Regions from separate parts of the Homo sapiens genome. Here region 1 is linked to region 2. Evidence: read pairs that join two places in POLR2A ChIA-PET (ENCODE). Cell type or tissue: GM12878. All regions are shown on one strand.

What was found. ChIA-PET counts read pairs that join two places held together with the same protein. Peaks named below come from ENCODE experiments on the same cell type or tissue, not always from the same donor. Only the 100,000 strongest peaks of a DNase experiment are listed, where the experiment ranks them.
Region 1: POLR2A ChIA-PET joins it to region 2 with 6 read pairs; 5 of 35 experiments call an interaction of 5 or more read pairs at or near these places.

What each region holds. Positions count from the first base shown.
Region 1 is chr2:62,078,141-62,083,140 of GRCh38, forward strand. All of the region lies in intron 2 of COMMD1 (copper metabolism domain containing 1), which reads left to right. Among named protein-coding and RNA genes, the nearest start is that of B3GNT2, 120 kb to the right of the region's middle. In GM12878, no CTCF peak of the experiment used is centred here; no DNase peak of the experiment used is centred here.
Region 2 is chr2:62,146,193-62,151,192 of GRCh38, forward strand. It overlaps the pseudogene RPSAP26. Among named protein-coding and RNA genes, the nearest start is that of B3GNT2, 47 kb to the right of the region's middle. RefSeq lists an enhancer at 4,359-4,438. In GM12878, no CTCF peak of the experiment used is centred here; no DNase peak of the experiment used is centred here; H3K27ac peaks cover 4,812 bases.

The DNA of each region.
Region 1 (5,000 bases), 68 kb before region 2:
GGCAGGCACCTGTAGTCCCTGCTACTCGGGAGGCTGAGGCAGGAGAATGGCGTGAACCCAGGAAGCGGAGCTTGCAGTGAGCGGAGATCACACCAATGCAAAAAAAAAAAAAAAAAAAAAAAAAAAGGTGGAGCCGGGCACGGTAGCTCATGCCTGTAATCCCAGCACTTTGGGAGGCCGAGGTGGGTAGATCATGAGGTCAAGAGTTCGAGACCAGCCTGGCCAGCATGGTGAAACTCTGTCTCTATTAAAAATAAAAAAAATTAGCCGGGCATGGTGGCACATGCCTGTAATCCCAGCCACTCGGGAGGCTGAGGCAGGAGAATGGCGTGAACCCAGGAGGTGGAGCTTGCAGTGAGCTGAAATCGCGCCACTGCACTCTAGCCTGGGCTACAGAGCGAGACTCCGTCTCAAAAAAAAAAAAAAAAGAAAAGAAAAAATGGTGGGGCCAGGCACGGTGGCTCATGCTTGTAATCCGAGCACTTTGGGAGGCCGAGGTGGGTGGATCACAAGGTCAGGAGTTTGAGACCAGCGTGGCCAGCATGGTGAAACTCTATCTCTATTAAAAATTAAAAAATAAAATAAAAGTAGCCGGGCATGGTGGCACATGCCTGTAATCCCAGCCACTCGGTAGGCTGAGGCAGGAGAATGGCGTGAACCCGGGAGGCGGAGGTTGCAGTGAGCCAAGATTGCGCCACTGCACTCCAGCCTGGGCAACAGAGTGAGACTCCATCTCAGAAAAAAAAAAAAAAAAGAATTGTGGTGACCAAAGTTTTTATTTGCAGAGGAAGCCTTCAGGTGGTAGGCTTTAGAGAGAATAGGTTGTAAAATGTTTCTTTTCAGGCTTAAAGTCTGTGTTGATGTTAATATCAGAGAGGTATAATGAGGCATGTCTGACCCCCACCTCCCATCATGTCCTAAACCAGTCTTTCACGTTAAATTTTAAAAGTGCCCTTGTTACAGGAAAGGGGTCCCGAACCAGACCCCAAGAGAGGGTTCTCAGATCTTGTGCAAGAAAGAATTCAGGGTGAGTCCACAGCGCAAAGTAAAAGCAGGTTTATTAAGAAAGCAAAGTAGTGAAAGTACAGCTACTCCATAGACACAGTAGGGCGTTCCTGAAAGAGAAGGAAAGCATCCACCCTGGGTACAGTGCTTGTTTATATACAGGATAAAAAGATCATGGGGGGATGTGCTCTGCTACAAGCATTCGTTCTTAATTACTGTATTTTGCAAGAATCAATATTATTATCTTTAAAGCAAAATTAGGAATGCCTTTGCTCTCCATATATTGGGATATTAGGACAGTCCCAAGTCTGGGTCTGTTTAGTAAATATTATCAATCTGTTCCCTTCACCGGAAACATCTAGAGGCTAGATGCTGGGAAGGCAGCCCAGCAAGTCCCAGCCTCATTTTCCTTGCCCTCACTCAAGATGGAGTTGCTCTGGTTTGAACACCTCTGACACCCTGGCTGAGAAGGAAGTCCATTCAGATGGTTGGAGAGGTGTTAGAAGTTTATTTTGGGTTTACATTTTTTGTGTTTTTTTGGGTAGCATAGTTAATGGACATAGTACGTACTTAGAAACAAACCATTTTTCCTTCAGACTTTATTCCTGGAGACATCACTTTAAACAACATCTTTCCAAGCTCAAGGCAAAATTCTCTCTGCTGGTGTCTGTCAGATGTCAACAGAAAAAAAATGGATTGAACTGGAAATTCACTAAGAATTGGTATAATAAGGCTTTTATGTAGCATTTAAATAAATAGGGAGAGGTGGACTGTGAAGCACTGGAAAGTATTATCTCTGAATATAATCTTTCCAAAAGGTCTGGATATAATCTTTCCAAAAGTTAGCACCCAAAGAATTATACTTCCTGGAAAATGTAAATAGTTTTGCACCTCAGATTTCCTCCTGTAGTAATGACTGGCATTCTGTGTGACTTGCTCTTGTACCTACCTATGGTAAGAATCATATAAACAATATGCTTCCGAAGAATGTCCACAAAGAAAACCAGAATGAAGATGAAGACTTGGGCCAGGAGTAGTGGCTCATGCCTGTAATCCCAGTACTTTGGGAGGCTAAGGCAGGAGAATGATTTGAGCCCAAGAGGTTGAGACCAGCTTGGACAACATAGGGAGACCCTGTCTCTACAAAAATAAAAAATAAAAAAAGAGATGAATACTGGCAATGTGCCTGCCTTATTCACTGCCCTGTTCCTAGTACCCAGTAGAGTTGGCTGAAAATAAGTATACTTTGAGTAAGTGGATAACATTATCTGTTCTGTATACTTGGTGTTTGTTCGTTGGTGCCTGAGATGTACATTTGGGCCATGTTGTGGTCAGGGGAGAAATCACTGGGGGAGTTGTTGAATGTAATTGACTTCCAGCAGAGAAACAGGAGTTCATAGTCCCAATTCTCTTTAAACAGTCACTAAATGGGATAAAGAACTCTCAAGTAAATTTTATTTGTCAAGCTCCTTTTCAAAAATTACAAAAGACTGCTACTGATAAAACTACTGAAAAATACAAAAATATACAAAACTTAAATAAGAGATCCCCATTTCTACCAATATTAGTATTCTTTGACATCATTTCTCCTGCAAATACAAACATAATCATACTTATGGAGTTCTGGATGATAGTTGGAATTTTTTTTTTTTTTTTTACCAAAATTGGCTATATTATATATATTACTCAGGCAAGTTGCTTTACTGAATAGATCATGGCCAACTCTCTGGCTCAACAGATACAAATATAACATTGTTTCTTTTTTAATAGCTGCATAATACTTATTCCATATTCTGGGGAAGGTTCTGTTAATGACATTTAAGATGTTTCTACTTTGTTGTTTTTATTGGTGTTTTTGCTACTACAAACCAGAAAAAAAAAATTCTATATGTATATATACCCTTAGATACTGGTGCTTTTGTTTTTTGATTTTAGGATTAGGATTTCTGTTGCAAAAGGTATACATGCATTAATTTTAATAGCTACTGCTGGATCACTTTTCAGAAGGTTGTAATAGTTCACACTTCTGCCAGCAACATATCAGATTTTTCCTTTGTCTACATCTCTACCATCCCTGAATGTTACCCTCTAGTTTTTCTCAATCTAGATTTTTTTTTTTTTTTTGAGACAGAGTCTCACTGTGTTGCCCAGGCTGGAGTGCAATGGCGTGATCTCGGCTCACTGCAACCTCCGCCTCCCGGGTTCAAGCAATTCTCCTGCCTCAGCCTCCCAAATAGCTAGGATTACAGGAATGTGCCACCACACCCGGCTAATTTTGTATTTTTAGTAGAGACGGGGTTTCTCCATGTTGTCAGGTTGGTCTTGAACTCCCGACCTCAGGTGATCTGCCTGCCTCAGCCTCCCAAAGTGCTGGGATTACAGGTGTGAGCCACCGTGCCTGGCCCAATCTAGATTTTTTTTTTAAATGATATCCCTTGTTGCTTTACTCTACATTTCCTTGTCCACCAGTGAGGTTGAGTCTGTTGTCATGTCTACTAGCTATCTAGATTTCCTCTTAGTAATTGCCTGTGCACATCCTGTACCTCCTTTTTCTCTCGGATGATTTATGATTTCCTTATCGATTTATAAAAGCTTTTTGAATTACAGGAATTTAAAATCTATTATGTATTGTAGTTGATTGCTTTTTTTACTTTGTTAATGATTTTTTTCTTCAGAAAAAATTTCAATTTGTATATATTCAAATATGTCAATCTTATGCTTTTATTTGAGGTTTCCTGCTTTTTTTAGATCTCTAAAACCATTCTGTTTTGGGTTTTTATGTTTGTTTTGGCATTAACATTAAATTTGTAACCTACTAGGAATTTGTACAGAGTGTAAGTCGGGAATCTAATTTCCCTTTTTTGGTAGTTAGAAAATGTCATTGAAATATATATACTACATTTATCGTTGGACCACAGAATTAACCTTGTATCCATTAGTTTGACATTTATCACTGGATGGAGGGTTAGGAATTAGATATAGGACCTCTCTCACCTGAAAAGTGACCAAATTACAAAAGCTTGTATACATTTCTGATTTGTGATGCTGAATTTTTTATGTCTCTGTGATGCTGAACAACAGAACATAGACTTTTTCCAGTTCTAAATGCATACATACTTTGCTGATACCTGAACCAGAATCTCGTAAATGTTCTCATACTGCATTATTTCTGTATCCTTTTAATCTCTGTTAATTTGAAGCAGGGAGACCTTAGAACACTCAAGTGGTAATCCTGGCACTAGCAGGAAGTAGGAGCTGCTGGAGGACCTGGAGCCAGGTTGTCCCCCACACCTCTGTCTTTCCCTTAGATGACGCACCCCATGGTCTGTGGGCAGTGACTAGCTCTCCCAGCGACGTTGGAAGCTTTCATTTCTTCACTTTCTATTCCTGTCCAGCTTTGTAACCAAAACAGTTTTAAAATTTTAGGCTGTCTTGGCCGGGTGCGGTGGCTCACACCTGTAATCCCAGCACTTTGGGAGGCCGAGGCAGGCGGATCACAAGGTCAGGAGTTCAAGACCAGCCTGACCAACATGGTGAAACATCGTCTCTACTAAAAATACAAAAATTAGCTGAGCGTGGTGGCACGTGCCTGTAGTCCCAGCTACTCAGGAGGCTGAGGCAGAAGAATTTTTTTGTTTTGATTTTGAACATAGATTGGTTGGTTTTAAGCTTTAGCTTTTTAAATAGGTAACATATATGCACATGTAAAAAAATCAACAATTAGAAAACCATATACAGTAAAAAAACAAGTTTCCTTCCCTTCCTTGATATCAGCTATCCAATTCCCCTTTTTAGCATCTCTCATTTTTAGGAGACATCTTTGTTAAATTTGGCCAGGCACAGTGGCTCACACCTGTTATTCCAGCACTTTGAGAGGCTGAGGCAGGAAAATGGCTTGAGCCCAGGAGTTTGAGACCAGCCTGGGCAACATACTGAGACCCCATCTCTACAAAAAATTTAAAAATTAGCTAGGTGTGCTGGCACATGCCAGTAGT
Region 2 (5,000 bases):
CAATACATAATACTTGATAATAAGTGTGTTACTGGTTTATGTACTTACTATACTGTGCTTTTTATCTTTTAAGTATACTCTCTACTTATTAAAAAAAAAAAAAAGTCCTTTCCACGCTACCTGCAGAGGGGTCCATACGGCGTTGTTCTGGATTCCCATCGTAACTTAAAGGGAAACTTTCACAATGTCCGGAGCCCTTGATGTCCTGCAAATGAAGGAGGAGGATGTCCTTAAGTTCCTTGCAGCAGGAACTCACTTAGGTGGCACCAATCTTGACTTCCAGATGGAACAGTACATCTATAAAAGGAAAAGTGATGGCATCTATATCATAAATCTGAAGAGGACCTGGGAGAAGCTTCTGCTGGCAGCTCGTGCTATTGTTGCCATTGAAAACCCTGCTGATGTCAGTGTTATATCCTCCAGGAATACTGGCCAGAGGGCCGTGCTAAAGTTTGCTGCTGCCACTGGAGCCACTCCAATTGCTGGCCGCTTCACTCCTGGAACCTTCGCTAACCAGATCCAGGCAGCCTTCCGGGAGCCACGGCTTCTTGTGGTTACTGACCCCAGGGCTGACCACCAGCCTCTCATGGAGGCATCTTATGTTAACCTACCTACCATTGCGCTGTGTAACACAGATTCTCCTCTGCACTATGTGGACATTGCCATCCCATGCAACAACAAGGGAGCTCACTCAGTGGGTTTGATGTGGTGGATGCTGGCTCGGGAAGTTCTGCGCATGCGTGGCACCATTTCCTGTGAACACCCATGGGAGGTCATGCCTGATCTGTACTTCTACAGAGATCCTGAAGAGATTGAAAGAGAAGAGCAGGCTGCTGCTGAAAAGGCAGTGACCAAGGAGGAATTTCAGGGTGAATGGACTGCTCCAGCTCCTGAGTTCACTGTTACTCAGCCTGAGGTTGCAGACTGGTCTGAAGGTGTACAGGTGCCCTCTGTGCCTATTCCCTACTGAAGACGGGAGCGCTCAGCCTGCCACGGAAGACTGGTCTGCAGCTCCCACTGCTCAGGCCACTGAATGGGTAGGAGCAACCACTGACTGGTCTTAAGCTGTTCTTGCATAGGCTCTTAAGCAACATGGAAAAATGGTTGATGGAAAATAAACATCAGTTTCTAAAAAAAAAAAAAGTTAACTGTAAAACAACCTCAGGCAGGTCCTTCAGGAGGGATTCCAGAAGAAGGCAGTGTTATCATAGGAGATGACAGCTCTATGCGCGTATTGCCCCTGGAGACCGTCCAGTGGGACAAGATGTAGAGGTGGAAGACAGTGATATTGATGATCCCGACCCTGTGTACACCTAGGCTAATGTGTATTTGTGTCCTGGTTTTTGACAAGAAAAAATTAAAAAGTAAATAAATTTTTAAAAATTTTAATAGGAAAAAAGCTTACAGAATGAGACTATAAAGAAAATATTTTTATACAGCTGTACAGTGTGTTTGTGTTTTCAGATAAGTGTTATTAAAAGAGAGCCAAAAAGTTAATTACAGTGAACTAAGGTTAAATTTATTGAAGAAAAATTTTTTAATTTAGTGTAGCATAAGTGTATAGTGTAAAGTCTACAGTAGGGTACAGTAATGTCCTAGGCCTTCACATTCACTGACATCTCACACACTGACTCACCTAGAGAAACTTCCAGTCTTGCAAGCTCCATTCAGATAAATACCCTAGACAGGTATACCATTTTTTATCTTTTACACCGTATTTTTACTGTATCTTTTCTGTGTTTAGACAGACAAATACCATTGTGTTACAGTTGTCTACAGTATTCAGTACAGCAACATGCTGTACAGGTTTGTAGCCCATAAACTCTACCATGTAAGTAGGCTGTACTGTCTAGGTTTGTGTAAGTACTCTGTGATGTTCACACAATGATGAAATTGCCTAATGATGCACTGCTCAGGATGTATCCCCGTCATTAAGCAACGATGACTGTATTTCCCATTATCCTTGTCAGTGCTTGGTAATACCATAATTTTTGCCAGTATGATGAGTCAAAACTCATTTTTGCATTTTTCCCAATCATTGGTGAGATTGAGCGTTTTTGTTTTTCTTTTATGTCTTTGCTACTTTTATTTCCCTTTCCATGAAATGGTCTTTTGCCTTTTGCCTGGTTTTCTTTTCTTTCTTTCTTTTGAGACAGGGTCTCGCTCTATCGCCCAGGCTGGAGGGCAGTGGCATGCGATGACAGCTCACTGCAGCCTCAACCTCAGGTGATTCTCCTATCCCAAGCCTCGCAAGTAGCTGGGGCTACAGGTGTGCGCCACCATGCCCAGCTAATTTTTTGTTACTTTTATAGAGACGGGGTTTCACTCTGTTGCCCAGGCTGGAGTACAGTGGCGCCATCCCGTCTCACTGCAACCTCCACCTCCCAGGTTCAAGCGATTCTTCTGCCTCAGCCTCCCTAGTAGCTGGAATTACAGGCATGTACCACCACACCCGGCTAATTTTTTGTATTTTTAGTAGAGACAGGGTTTCACCATCTTTACTAGGCTAAGCTGGTCTCGAACTCCTGACCTCAGGTGATCTGCCTGCCCTGGCCTCCCAAAGTGCTGGGATTATAGGTGTGAGCTACCACGCCTGGCCCTGTTTTTCTTTTGGTATTTTTCTGTTGATTTGTTGCAGCCCTTGATGTAGCCTGGAAACAATTGTCCATCAAGAAGTTTTCAATCTATTTTAGAGAGTGAAGTGGGAGGAATATTCTCAAATGTTATTGAGCACTTGCTATATGAAAATACCTTTCAAGGACTGGGACTGAGAGAAAAGAGTATACATTGTGTACATCAAACCCTATTACCGATTTAACACTGTGGTAGTGTCAGTTGAACACACACACACACACACACACACACACACACCAGTGATATAAATAAAAACTAATTACTAGGAGTAGTGAAGAAAATAAATTGCATTTTGGCTCAGTCTGCCTATTTGTGATTTTTTTCACAAGCATCCTATTGGTCCTCATCTCCTTTGGGACACTGAGGTCACTGGATTATTTTTCTGGAGGGAATTCATCAGCACTTCTTATTCTCACTGAGGTTTCTATGGAGTCTTCCTGTGAGGCTTATCCCTCATCTCCCTACCTGTCACATTGGCCCTGATCTCAAAAGGTGGAGTGGTTTCTCTTCCCAGGCTGTTTCTTCTGAAAATGACTGGCTGCCCCACCAGCGGGCTATCCTCTGGGATAAGTTAAGGATGCACCATTTTTCTGGGGTGTGGACAATTCCCAGAATCCCTCAAATGCAGATGCAGGAGGTGGCCAGTTTTTACAAAGGCAGGGCTGTGTAGGAGGAAACATAGGTGTTATCTTAGATGGGAGTGATTATTTGCTAAATGCAATTTTGACTGCTTCTAATTTGCTGCTCAGAGATTCCGTCCTTGAACCAAACACCAAAATTTTTAAGTTGAAAAGATTGAAATAGCATCAGGTAGTAATGCAGATGTTATAGAGGACAACTCTTGCATCTTTCAATTCCTTGGTAGTTTTGCCACCCCCATCCCTCATCCTTTACTGGTTTTAGTGAATTCTGAAAGGGGACTTTGATTCTCTGAATGGCACCAAGATAGAAAATGGCTTTGGTAACATCTTAGAGCAGTGAGTAGTTCTTAACCAGGGATGGACATCAGAATCCCCCAGGGAGTATCTACTAAACACCAGGCCTGCTGAATCAGAGTCTGGGTGAAAGGCAGGCACATGTAGTTAGGAAAAGCTCTGGATATGATTCAGCTGTGCCTTCATGACTAAGAGCCACTGCTCTGTTCTACTGCCATTCTGTGATAAGATCAGTACAAACCTTCAGGGTAAGTGTTCAGAAACATTTACAGCAAATTCACAGAGTATGTCTATTAAATGTAATAAGTTTGAGCTTGTATTTTGCATGTATTTTACTTTGTTTTATATTTTACAAAATTACCAGTCTGTGATGAATTGGAAATGTTAAAAATCAACCTTACTCACAGTTTGAGAAGCACTGTTCTTGGCTTGTTTAGTTGTATCCAAGTCAGACAGGCACAATTAAAAATTACCTGGTAATAAAGTAAATAATTAAGGCCGGGCACAGTGGATCACGCCTGTAATCCCAGCACTTTGGGAGGCTGAGGCACACCGATCACTTGAGCTCAGGAGTTTGAGACCAGCCTGGCCAACATGACAAAACCCCATCTCCACTACAAATAAAAAAATTAGCTGGGCATGGTGGTGGGCGCCTGTAATCCCAGCTACTCGGGAGGTTGAGGCAGGCAAATTGCTGGAGCCCGAGAGGCGGAGGTGCAGTGAGCCGAGATCACGCCACTGCACTCCAGCCTGGGTGACAGAGCAAAACTCGATCTCAAAAATAAATAAATAATAAATAAATAAATGAGAGGCCATTAGACTCAGACTTCTCTAGTGCCTTAGGTTCCTTTCTAAGCAAATCAAAACCCAACTCAAAGTGGCCTAGGAAAACAAAACTTAAGCATAACCAGTCAAAACCTGCTAACCTCTAACTAGAAACTACCAATCAGAAACCACCAACTAGCCTCTAACTAGGGACTTCCACTTCAACGAATCAAATTGTGGTTTGGCAATGTCCAATTCATGAATCGCGGTCTCAAACCTTTTTAAAATTTTAATGTGTCTAAGTTTATCTAACACTGGTTTGGTAGCCTTGTGATCCTGGTGAGTAACTCTCTAGGTATCAGTGACCTCCTCTGGTGGGTCTTTGAGAGAATTAGAGATAATGAATGTATCCAAAGCACCCAGCACCATGCCTGACATTCACAAAAGTTATAGAAGCCCATCGTAAAACAGTTCCTAACAAAACTGTCTTCCAATTAGTTGTTGAAGAACACACAGAATCCTAGAGGTTGGTGACTGCTGCATCATATTGTAACCAACCCAGAGTGCACAGGATAACAGATTTGTGCAGCCTCTCTAAACAGTTTAACTTGGAGTTCAGCCATGGGGAAGGGAGCTTAGTGGCCATGGCACTATAGTACAAACCTC